3 separate regions of the Homo sapiens genome follow, and all the other regions are linked to region 3. A link is an interaction called in ENCODE POLR2A ChIA-PET data of the cell type or tissue named here. Cell type or tissue: CD4-positive, alpha-beta T cell. All regions are shown on one strand. Region 1 overlaps TRERF1 (transcriptional regulating factor 1). Region 2 overlaps TRERF1 (transcriptional regulating factor 1). Region 3 overlaps TRERF1 (transcriptional regulating factor 1).

Region 1 (4,000 bases), 80 kb before region 3:
TGGAATATTATTCACCAATAAAAAGGAAATAAACACTAATACATGCAACAACATGGATGAACCTCGAAAACAGGGTGTTAAGTGAAAGACGTCAAACACAAAAGGTCACATAGTGTACGGTTCCTTTTATCTGGAACATCCAGAATAGGCCAAGGCATGGAAGCAGAAAGCAGGTTAGTGGTTGCAAGGGGCTGGGGAGGGCAGAATGGTGAGTGGGTACAGGGTTTCCTTCTGGGATGACAAAAATGCCTTGGAACTAGACCTAGGTGAGGTTGCACAACATTGTAAATGCAGGAAACGCCAATGACTTGTATACTTTAAAATGGCCGTGCAGCCATAAAGAAGAACGAGATCGTGTCTTTTGCAGGAACATGGGTGGAGCTGGAGGCCACTGTCCTCAGCAAGCTAACGCAGGAACAGAAAACCAAATATCCCATGTTCTTACTTATAAGTGGGAGCTAAATGATGAGAACTTATGAACACAAAGAAGGAAACAACAGACACTGAGGTCTACTTGAGGGGGGAGGGCAGGAGGAGGGAGAGGAGCAGAAAAGATTACAACTGGGTACTGGGCTTAATTCCTGGGTGATGAAATAATCTGTATAACAAACTCCCATGACATAAGTTTACCTCTGTAACAAACCTTCACATGCATCCCCGAATGTAAAATAAAAGTTAAACATTTTTTACGTGAAAAAAAAAATGACCGATGGTTAATTTTATGTTGGTGAATTTTACCTAATATATATTTTTTCTTTTTTTAAAAGAAGCTTCCTGGGCCCTACCATTAGAGACTTTAACTCATTAGGTCTGCGCTGGGCCCAGGGACCTATTTTTTAAAAGAACAACCTGGGTGACTCTGAGAGGGGTGGTCCCCAAACACAGCCTAAAAGGCAGGGTCGATTTGTGTAAACAATGCCTTTACTTTGGATGAATCCATAATGACTGATACTATTTACCTACTGAGTGCCAAGTATCTGCCAGGCACTGGGTTTGGTGTTTTTAAATGCACTATCTCAGAATCACACTGCAAGGTAGAAATGATCTCTTTTATTTTATAGATAAGGAGATGGAGGCTCAGAGAGGCGAAGTAAAGGGCACAGAGCTAACAATGGATTCAAATCAGTATCTGTCTGACTCCACAGACCATATTTTTTCTCTCTCCCTACTCTATGCCACTGGTTCTTCAACAAGCTCTTTCAGGCAGCAGGAATCTCATCTCTGTGTTATATGTGCAAAATGCTCTTTATGTCCCAGGCTTAGATCATCTTACTCCAAGGTGTGGTCTTTAGACCTGAAGCCTTAGCATCCCTGGGAATTTACAGACTCTCAGTCCTCACCTCAAGTTTGCTGAATTGGACTTTGCTATCCCCAGATAATTCATATGCACATTGAAGTGTGAGCAGCACTGGCCTTTGTAGAGCTGTGCTGTCCAATATGGCAGCTACTAGCCGTAAGTGGATATTTAAATGAATATTAATTTAAAATAAAATAAACTTAAAAATTTACTTTATTTTATTATTTTGTTTTATTTATTGAGACAGGGTCTCACTCTGTCACCCAGGCTGGAGTGCAGTGGCATGATCAGGGCTCACTGCAGCCTCAACCTCCTGGGCTCAAGTGATCCTCCCGCCTCAACCTGGGACTACAAACATGCGCCACCAGGGGTCTCCTTTAGCAGAGACAGGTTTCTGCCATGTTGCCCAGGCTAGTCTCCAACTCCTAGGCTGAAGCAATCTGCCTGTCTTGCCTCCCAAAGTGCTGGGATTACAAGCATAAGCCCCCGCACCCAGCCTAAAATTAAACTTAACTCAGCTTTTCAGTTGCACTAACTACTTTTCTTTTCTTTTTTAAGAAACGGGGCCTCACTCTGTCACCCAGGCTGGAGTGCAGTGGCTTGCTCACAGCTCACTGCAGCCTCTAACTTCTGGGCTCAGGCAATCCTCCTGCCTCGGCCTCCCAAAGTGCTAGGAGTATAGGCATGAGCCACCACGCCCCGGCCTACACATTTTAAGATGCTCAATAGCCACATGTGGCTAGTAGCTACCATATTAGACAGCACCAAATAGAACATTTCCCTCAATGCAGAGTCCTATTGGACAGGGCTCTCAGAGCAGCGTAGCTCAACCTTGGCATTTGTGACACTGTGGGTTGGATAATTCTTTGTTGTTGGTGGGGCTTTCTGTACATGGTGGAGCAGTAGTTCTCAACAGGGAGTGATTTTACTCCTCGAGGGATACTTGGCAATGTCCAGAGACATTGTTGGTTGTCACAGTTGGGGGAGTTCTTCTAGTATCTAATGGGTAGAGGCCACGGATGCTGCTAAACACCCTGGAAGGCATGGGACAGCCCCCAGCAAAGGACGATCTGGTCTAAAACGTTAGTAGGAGAAACCCTGCTCTAGTGTAATCAAGAGAACACTGCCAGTCTCAGCAGAACTGGTAGCAGGAGGCTAAGGAGGCCAAAGAGTACCCACCCCCAACCATTTGTCAAGCCCCAAGAAGCCTTCAGAACTCTGAGAAGCTACTCTCCAAGAAAGCAGGTGTCTATTTTTGCCAAAAATGCAGAACAAGAAGTTCTGGTTTCCAGAATAATCTATAAACTCATTACTAAAATGAAGTGCCTGCATTTCCAATCCCAAGGGCAAGGCAAGGAAGAAATTCCTTTTTGGCGTTGATGTTTGGAATGTGTGATAAATTCTGCATGTAAACCACAATCTGCTGTTGGTTAGGTGTAGAGATATATCACTCATTCAGTTGTGCATTCATCTATTTATTTATAAATATTTATTGAGCACCTACTATATGTTGGGTACTCTTCTAGTGTTGGAAACACAGCAGGAAACAAATAAAAGGTCCCTGCCTTTGTGGAGCAGATAGTCTAGTGGAGGAGAATAACAATATACAAGTAAGCAGGCATGTGTGCAATGTCATGGCAGGTATGATGAATGTTATGAAGGGAAATAAAGCAGGGTAAGGGTCAGAGGAGTGATGAACATGGGTGGCGCCTATTCATGGTCACCTGAAAAGGTGACATCTGGGCATAGGCCTAAATGAACTGGCTGAACCAGGTGACTCAGGGAAGGAAGAGAGTCCCAGGCAGAGGACACAGCAGCTGTGTCCTTCCACTCTTTGGTGGAATGAACTTGGTGGAGGGAGCCGGCAGGTGCGGTCAGCAAGGCAGGAGGCCAGGCTGTAGGCATGAGATCATGGAGGGGCCGGGCGCGGTGGCTCACTCCTGTAATCCCAGCACTTTGGGAGGCCGAGGTGGGTGGATCACAAGGTCAGGAGATCGAGACCATCCTGGCTAACATGATGAAACCCCGTCTCTACTAAAAATACAAAAAAAATTAGCCGGGCGTTGTGGCGGGCGTCTGTAGTCCTAGCTACTCGGGAGGCTGAGACAGGAGAATGGCGTGAACCTGGGAGGCAGAGGTTGCAGTGAGCCAAGATCGTGCCACTGCACTCCAGCCTGGGCAACTGAGCAAGACTCCGTCTCAAAAAAAAAAAAAAAAAAAAAAAAAGAGATCATGGAGGGTTGTGAGCAGAGGAGAGATGGGGTCTGATTCACTTTTCACGTGGAGAACAAACTACAAGAGGACAAGAGTGGAGAAAGCTGTTGTCGTCTTCCAAGTAAGAGAGGGTGCTGGCTTATTAATAATTCATTAATTAAACCATCAACATTAATACAAATTATCTATTGGGCCAATGCTATTACTCTTTTATTTCAGACATATCATGGGGAGACCAGGCATCGCATTCCAGCTACTTCTACAGAAAAATGCATTCTGAGTTCCATGATCAACTTGAAACCTTTTCCATCCACCTTGGTTTTAAGCTGGGTACTGTGTGGTTGGATAGAAGACAGCAGGAAAGGGAGTCAGGGATGAGGGCAGATTAACAGGAGGAAAAAAGGGCATCTCCCCTCATCATGCCCTTTTCCCCAGAGCCACCAGAGAAGAGCAGTCTGAATGGAACCTTCCTATCATACTCCTTCCAAG
Region 2 (4,000 bases), 54 kb after region 3:
TTAATGCTGTATAGTATTATCTATTTCAGAGTGCACAAAATTTGGAAACCATTCAAATTGTGGCATTAAATCAGGGCTTTGGATGCTGGCTGAACAGGTGACTCTTAGTTGATCATTTATTTATATTTTCCAATTTTACTTCTCGAGCCTCAGTTTCCTCAGCTATAAAATGAGGATATCTACCTTCTCTGGTTGTTGCAGAACACAAATAAGATATGTCAAAGAGGCTTTGGAACTACAAAATGCGAGTTATTTCAGTGATGGCCTCCATTTCCTCTCTCTCTGATTTTTCGTTGATTTCTTCCTTCTCTCTATGAAACCAAATTGCTATCAGTTCCACTGTTTTTCAAAATCAACGACACATATTTATTATACAAATACAGAAGAAGCCCCATTATCCACAGGTGTGGCAAAATCTCAATAATTGCTAAATCTAGGTGATGAGTACAAGAGAGTTCATTATACTAGCCTCTCTGCTTTTGTGTATGTTTAAAGTTTTTTCATAATAAAGATCATTTTTAAATAAATAAATAAAGCTTCACCTTCTTAGGCAGAGGCCAGGAGCCCGATTAGTGAAAAGCACTGGATATCTTTTTAAAATGAGAATTGACTTTCCAGCATACACAGTAAGACTAAGGGCTAATGACTGCTTTTAGGTAGATTCAGCTTCATAGCACAATCCTTATTTGCAAAACAAACACTGAATGCAAATGAAGACGGCTAAGACTGTAGAACCTCAGTCGGGTTTCTTGGGGTAGGTTCAAGGTTCTCCTGCACCCAGTTCACAGGATTCTTTGTGGAGCAAACCAAGTTTATTTGGCCCTTTGGGTGGGCAGGTCCCAGATTCTGAATATGGAATCAGAATTTGAACCTGTATTGACTGGCACTGCCCAGCCAGCATTTCTGAGGCCAGCCTTCCGACAAGAAGAGCAGTTTTGCTAAAGGATCACAGAGAACTTGAAAACCCCAAATAGAAGGCAGCTACACGTAGGGAACAACAGTGGGAGTGGACAAGGGAAATGTTTCGCTGGCTGTCAGATTTTATATCTGAAAAGAAGACCTGGCTGAAGATCAAGTCGCCTCACTGCTGCCTCTGTTCTATGCCTCTTACCGTTGACATCGCACTTTCCATACATGATCTGATTCCCTCTCACAACTTGAAGAGGAGAGGTGAAGATGGTACCAGCCCTCTTTTTACAGATGTAGAGAGGCTCGGAGGTCGACTAGTCCAGAGCCTTGGTGTAGAGCTGGATCTCAATCCAGCTCTGACTCTCTCCTTTTCCACCCACCTCCCATGCAGACCCCATGGCTGGGAACCACCGAGGCTGGTAGTCCATGGGATATTTTTTGTGAAAGACAACCTAAACAACAGGCAGCCTTTGCTTTTTTTTTTTTTTTGCTTTTTTTTCTTTTGAGCTTCTTGCTCAAAACCTATGACAGTACCCACCAACTCTGAACAGGGCTGAAAATCACAGAAGTCTTTTTCTAATCATAGTTTTCAAATAAATTTAATGTGAGGCCCAAATTACTTTAACTGAAGACTCTTTTCTCCAAGCTAAAGAATTCACTCTTTCCTCTGTGCCGCTCAGTAACGCAGTCAAATGTTCAGAAAAATGCAGTACCATTTCTGATGCAGTCTTAACCCTTGAGTCTCTGGCTGGTATCAAGTCCTAAGCCCAAACTCCTTCCCAGGGACAGGGCAGCCTCAGCCTGGGGAGGCAGAGCATCTCGGTCCTCCACAGAGTCCCCTGCCTGCCCACTCCTTAGCATCTGCCCCCTTATCAGTTTTTCTTCCCTGTCATGATGGAGCAAGTTCCTGAAGTATCCCCCACCCCCTTACAAAGGCCAGATCTTCCCCTCAGACCTTCTCAAGGGCTTTTTGCTCAACTGACCCAACTCGTTTCTCTTGATCAGTCACTCCCTCTCCACTGATCTTTCCCATCAGCACACAAATTACCAACACTTCCAAAAAACCTCTTTCCCTTGTGCACATCCTTCCAGCTCCCACTCCGTTTCTCTGCTCCTCGCCTTTCATCATCAAATTTTGCCAAAGAGTTGACTACACGGGCTGTCCGCAGCTCCTCCCTCACGATCCCCTCCCAACTCTCTCCAGTCGTGGTCCCAGCCAACCCTTCACTCCACTGAAACTGTTCTTCACAAGTCACAGACAGATTCCATTTTGCCAAATTCAGGGCCTGGTGCAGTAGGTCACATCTGTAATCCAGCACTTGGGGAGGCCAAGGCAGGTGGATCACCTGAGGTCAGGAGTTTGAGACCAGCCTGGCCAACATGGTGAAACCCCGTCTCTACTAAAAATATAAAAACCAGCCAGGCGTGGTGACACATGCCTGTAGTCCCAGCTACTCGGGAGGCTAAGGCAAGAGAATCACTTGAACATGGGAGGCAGAGGTTGCATGAGCTGAGATCACGCCACTGCACTCCAGCCTGGACAACAGAGCAAGACTCCATCTCAAAAAAAAAAAAAACAAAAAACGATGAAACAAATCCAATGGTGATTTTTCTGGCCTTATCAGCCTCAGGAAACACTACACACACAGACACACACACACACACACACACACACACACACACACAGCACACACCTCCTTCACACTGCCTGTTCTTCTCTCTCCACGGGCTCCTTAGGGCATTCTGTCCACTCTCCTGCATTTAAATGTTCTCTCCATGCCGATGGCTCCCACATTTTTATCTCGTGCTAGGTGGTAGATCAGATTACCCTACTTGACATCTCCACTTTGAGTCTAATAGGCACCTCAAACTTAGTGGTGCCCCAACTAAAATATCTTGATTCTGCCCGCCTCCCTCTCCCAATCTTTCTTCATCTCAGGAAACAGCACCACCATCTACTCAACTGCACAAGCCAGAAACCTCGGAGTTCTAGATGCTTCTCCCCACCCCACAGCAGCCCTGCCCATTCTACTCCTAATGAGCATCTCACACCCACCCACTCCTCTCCATGCACCTCCTTCGCCTCCTCCTCCACCTGCCTCTTTACTGTGCTCTGCCTTTCTCTGCTCTCTTCTCCACCAATGCAATCTTCTTAAAACGTGAATTAGGGGCTGTCGCTTCCCACTCCAAACTTTCTTTTGTTTGTTTGTTTTGTTGTTGTTGTTTTTGAGATGAAGTCTCGCTCTGTCACCCAGGCTGGAGTGCAGTGGCACGATCTCCACTCACTGCAACCTTCACCTCCTGGGCTCAAGTGATTCTCCTGCCTCAGCCTCCCAAGTAGCTGGGATCACAGGCATCCGCCACCACGCAGCCTAATTTTTGTATTTTTAGTAAAGACAGTGTTTCACCATTTTGGCCAGGCTGGTCTGGAACTCCTGACCTCAGGCTATCCACCCGCTTCGGCCTCCCGAAGTGCTAGGATTACAGGTGTGAGCCACCGTGCCCAGTCCCACTCCAAACTTTCAATGGCTTCCCACTACACTTCAAATGAAATGTAAACCTTTTCAAAGCCCAGAGAGTCCTGCACAATCATCTCATGCTGCCCTCCCTCCTTCATCCTTGACCACCTGTGCCTCTTTGAGTTCTCCAAAACCAAAGTCCTTCTGCACAGGCTCTCCTCTGCTTCATGTGCTGTCTCCCCCAACCCCCAAACCTCAGAGAGGCCTTTCCAGGCTACTCTAATGAAATCCATCCAAGTCACTGGACTTGTGGTTTCATCAGAGCACTGATCACAATTGGCAAGCTGTATTTCTTTACATGTCTGCCTCTGGACTGTAAGTGAAGTGGTAAGGGTAGGGGTATGGGTAGAGGGAGATGATTATGTCTCTTTCAATTATCAATATATTTCTGGAGCTTTAACACAGTGCCTGGCAAATAGTAAGTCCTCAATAAGAAGCTGCCGCATGTATGAAAGAAACCAGGGCTGCTTATGGCATTAAAAAAACCCTCGTTCCGCAGCCGGGTGTGGTGCCTCACGCCTGTCATCCCAGCACTTTGGGAGGCCAAGGTGGGCGGATCACTTGAGGCTAGG
Region 3 (4,000 bases):
TTTTAATCATCTATTACACAGGTAGATGGTGCCCAACCTTCAAAACCAGAAGACTAGGAAAAATACGAGCTCAGCACACTTACACAGTCTCAACTCAGTGCTGGCTGGCCTGGCATCAAGTCCGCACAGTTGCCGCCAACCACAGTCAAGTTGGTACAGCTGCCATAGAAAGCTGAAAATCAGACTGCCACGAGATCTGCCTGAAAGTTCTCTGTACATTCCCCCAAGTTTCATCCACCTGAAAAATGCCAGTTACCACCACCTAGAACACCTTTAAACAGCTTGGTGGCACTGCCAGAGTAAGAGACACCTAAGGCTTGGGTTTTTCAGAAGGTGAGGATTCCGTTAGTAAGTTGATTAGAACTCCCAGAATTAGCCCAGCAGTGTCAAACAGCCATGAGAGGCAATCGGCTTGGTTTTTAAAAATGGTTTCAGTCTCATGCTCTATGTGTTCCATTCATTGTGTACAACTTCACTGAATTAGCAGACAGTCCAGCTTATGGCTTCCATGCCTCCACCAAACAAGATTAGAGAAAAAAACAAAACAAAACAAAACAGAAATGAAACCACAGGAAGGCAGGCAGGTATCCAAGTCATGGGCCCCAGTGTGGATCAGTTTGGATGCACTGTGTGCCTACAGGGTCTTGCAGGTGAAAACAGCCTCTGTTACTGAATCCTTCCACCAAGACTGGAACCTAGACACTCAGAGCAGGCCTTAAACACAATCTGAGAATGACAAAGACAAAATACCATGGACATAAGATAGAATTGGAGAGAGGGGGTACTTAAAAAGAAAAAATCAAGACAACCATTAGCTTTTCTTTAAAATAGCCCACTCCCTGGTGCACTTCCAGTAGAATACAGTTGACACTGAAATCTGTAAGGCTGTGGCACAGGCAAGAAGCGAGGTACCTCTGTGTGTCAGTGGCCAGTCTGCCTATCTATCAGCAAAGCTGGAGGATTCCGGGTCAGGATGTGCCCTGGACAAGGGAAAGCTGGCCCTAGAGAGACATTCTATTGCCAGGCTACAGACCACACTCCAAGCCCAGCTCTCTCAGAAACTGATGCCAGTGAAGGCAACGTGAGAGACGCAGGCTGTGACAAGAGTGAACTAAGAGGCAGGACACTGCTCCATCACTTTGGGTCACTGCTGGAGGTCCCCATTGTCCATCTCTCCATTGGCATCCCTTAGTGTTAAATAAGACTGGACCAGTGACCCAGCACGGAGCCTCTGAACCCCAAAGAATGTGCCCAGTAAGCATGGGCTCACCATTCCTGTTTTCATTCTTTTATTATTAATATTATCCAGCCGTCATTGATTAAGCACCTATAATGCCTTCCCTCCCAACTTCAAACACTTGATAGGAAGGTAAAGTGAGGCAATTCAGGTGAAGCCCACACAAACACATAGCTCTTATCATTAGCACAGCTATTATTGTGAGCTCAAACCCACTCAAAGCCCCTACAGAACTAACTCAACCTGAGTTAAGTGAGCTAAAATATCCCAAGAGGGAGTGCCTATCAGAAGCTTCATTTCTCAGGACCACGTTTGCTCTTCAAATGAGAAGCTAGTTGTCTAAAGGAACAATCTCTCTCTCCATCTGGCCAGCCAGTGACTTGTCCCTTGTATGTGTGAAATGTGCCTTCCCCAACAGGAGGCATTTTAAGCTTGACGGGGTTTTGTTAAAGTTAATATACGTGGGCCCTTTACAATCCTGGAAACTAATTATTGAATCGCCTCTCTCCTTCTTCAAGTCATCAGGTGGAAATGAAAAACGGAGGTAGAAGCAGAGAAAGAAAAAGTGTCGGGGGAGAATTCTACTTTCCCCACGTCTTCGAGTACAAGAGCTAATCTAGTCCTACAAACGAAGATATACAAGAGGCACAATTTAAATAACTTTCCCAGCCTTTAATTAAGCAAAGTAGAGTGAAAGGATCAACAGCCTCTGACATGAATTTGCATACCTTTTGCCAAGTTCTGTGTGTGTGGAGGGGGAGTCACATCTTCCCCAAACTTGTTTCACACTCACTACTCATTCTCTCCACAGGCCTCATAAGAGGCACAACCATTTAAAACAAACAAGAGCTTCTAACCCAACCATTTGAGAGAGCTATGTGATTTTAAAAAGAAAAAAAAAGGTCAACAGCGTTCTGAGTACATATCGCAAGCTTTGTTCTACTCGCTTCCCCACTTCCTGTTGCTTCCTCACCTCGTAACTTTTTATTTTTGAAGCCTATGCGTTCGCACTGGTATCACTGTAAGGTTTCAGTGGGAGGCCGTCGGAGAGACCAGGATGAGGAGGCTCTGTACTGTTCTGAGACAGACAGGACCGTACGAAAGACAGAAATCACAACCGCCCGGCCCTCAGGAAAGTACAGCCAAAATTTCACCGCTCCCGTCAACAGTGGGGGTGCTAGGAAAACAGTTGTGGGCGAGCTTTACTTTGTGGGGAGCACACTGTGTGGGCAATGGTCACTTAACCATTAGTTAGTACCAAGTGGCTTACAGCTGGGGGCAAGGGGAAAAAACACTTGACACCCACAGACCAAGAAATACACGAGCCGGCTCTGCAGGTTACTAGGGCCTCTCCAAACACCTGCCCAAGCCCTGCACTCCAGGGAGGGATCACCACTGGGAAAAGGAACTGAAAGACTGAAATGCTTTGTGAGTGGGACCCTGTCTTATCTCCAGCTTAGAACAGAGGTCAGAACAAAAGGGGGACATGGACACCATTTGGCCAGACCCTTCCTGTTACAGAGGACACCAGGACCAAGAGCTGTTATCACAAAGCTAATTTACTCACAGGAGACCAGGTATTGGATCCCAGTTCTCCCATCTCCCAGAACAGGGCTTTTCGAGATCTTCTCAAACGAACATGGAGCAGGTGCTCAATAAATGTTGGCTCAGCTACACTGGACTGCAATGCATGGTGGGTGGAGAGTGCAACCCTAAAATACTTTTTGTCTGATACCAGGAGGTCCCATCTTCCAGAAGATGTTTTGGGGGTTAGAGTAGCCTGTCCTCATAATCTACTCTGGCTCTTAAATGCCTAGGGTTAAGGACTGCCCTTCAACAGGTCCCTAAGCTAGACTGTTGCACCCATCTGCCATTATTTCCCAGCCGGGGGGAACAATTCTGGGAGACAGGGTGATATTGCACAAGTCACAGGGCAGGGAATGAAAAGCTGGGCTCCAGCCTCTGGTGAACAGTCTCAGCAGATGGCCTCAGGGAGTCCTCCTGCCCACACCCACCACCCCCATGCCTTCCTGCATCCACGTGTACCCTTTGAACACGATCTCTAAGAAGCTGCTGGTCCTGTGGGCCTCGGATCCTAAGAGCCTATACTCTCCCATCTGCTGGCCACCACAGAGCTCATTCTTCTGCCCCCACCTTCACCCTCAGCCTTCCCGCCTACTCTACCTGCCTAGAACATCTGTGGGCCCTCAGAACATGGAGCAGTGGGCTGGAGGGTTCTATGTACATTTCTACCTAATTTGAGTTTACCATGAGCTCTCGATGTGTCTTCTGGAATCCTCCCCACAGAGTAAAGCTTTGCTCCCAAAATAAAATAAAACTTAAAATGTGATGAAGGCCTGTATGTGCCAGGTGCTTGGCCAGGGTCAGGCTGGGCTGTGTCTCAGGAACTGGGAGAAAGACATCCAGAGTTGGAATCCAAACAGCTGAAGCCCAGCTTCACCCCATCAGCCTCTATCTCCTTCCCATGACTGATTTTCTTCGCAGACCTCATCGACACCTGACATTGTAGTAGATGTGTACACGTATACTTATTATCTGTCTTGCTCATTGGAAGGAATGCTCCATGAGGGCAGGGGCTGGCTTTGTCTATCCTGGCAGCCAGGGCAGCACCTGGCACATGGCAGGGGTGTGATGCCTGCTAAATGAATGAAGAAATGAATGAGTGAATGAATAAGCAGTTGATCCTGGATGTGCCTCAATCATGACCAAGTCACTTAACATCTTTAAGTTTCCTTATTTATA

The links. Peaks named below come from ENCODE experiments on the same cell type or tissue, not always from the same donor. Only the 100,000 strongest peaks of a DNase experiment are listed, where the experiment ranks them.
Region 1: POLR2A ChIA-PET joins it to region 3 with 12 read pairs; 4 of 35 experiments call an interaction of 5 or more read pairs at or near these places.
Region 2: POLR2A ChIA-PET joins it to region 3 with 12 read pairs; 27 of 35 experiments call an interaction of 5 or more read pairs at or near these places.

Annotation. Positions count from the first base shown.
Region 1 is chr6:42,308,268-42,312,267 of GRCh38, forward strand. The region is part of intron 3 of TRERF1 (transcriptional regulating factor 1); the gene reads right to left. Among named protein-coding and RNA genes, the nearest start is that of MRPS10, 92 kb to the left of the region's middle. In CD4-positive, alpha-beta T cell, a CTCF peak has its summit at 1,639 (motif pointing right); a DNase peak (open chromatin) is centred at 1,674.
Region 2 is chr6:42,442,796-42,446,795 of GRCh38, forward strand. All of the region lies in intron 2 of TRERF1 (transcriptional regulating factor 1), which reads right to left. Among named protein-coding and RNA genes, the nearest start is that of TRERF1, 7.1 kb to the right of the region's middle. In CD4-positive, alpha-beta T cell, no CTCF peak of the experiment used is centred here; no DNase peak of the experiment used is centred here; H3K27ac peaks cover 587 bases.
Region 3 is chr6:42,388,320-42,392,319 of GRCh38, forward strand. The region is part of intron 2 of TRERF1 (transcriptional regulating factor 1); the gene reads right to left. Among named protein-coding and RNA genes, the nearest start is that of TRERF1, 62 kb to the right of the region's middle. RefSeq lists an enhancer at 2,054-2,203. In CD4-positive, alpha-beta T cell, no CTCF peak of the experiment used is centred here; a DNase peak (open chromatin) is centred at 2,202; H3K4me3 peaks cover 1,458 bases; H3K27ac peaks cover 4,000 bases.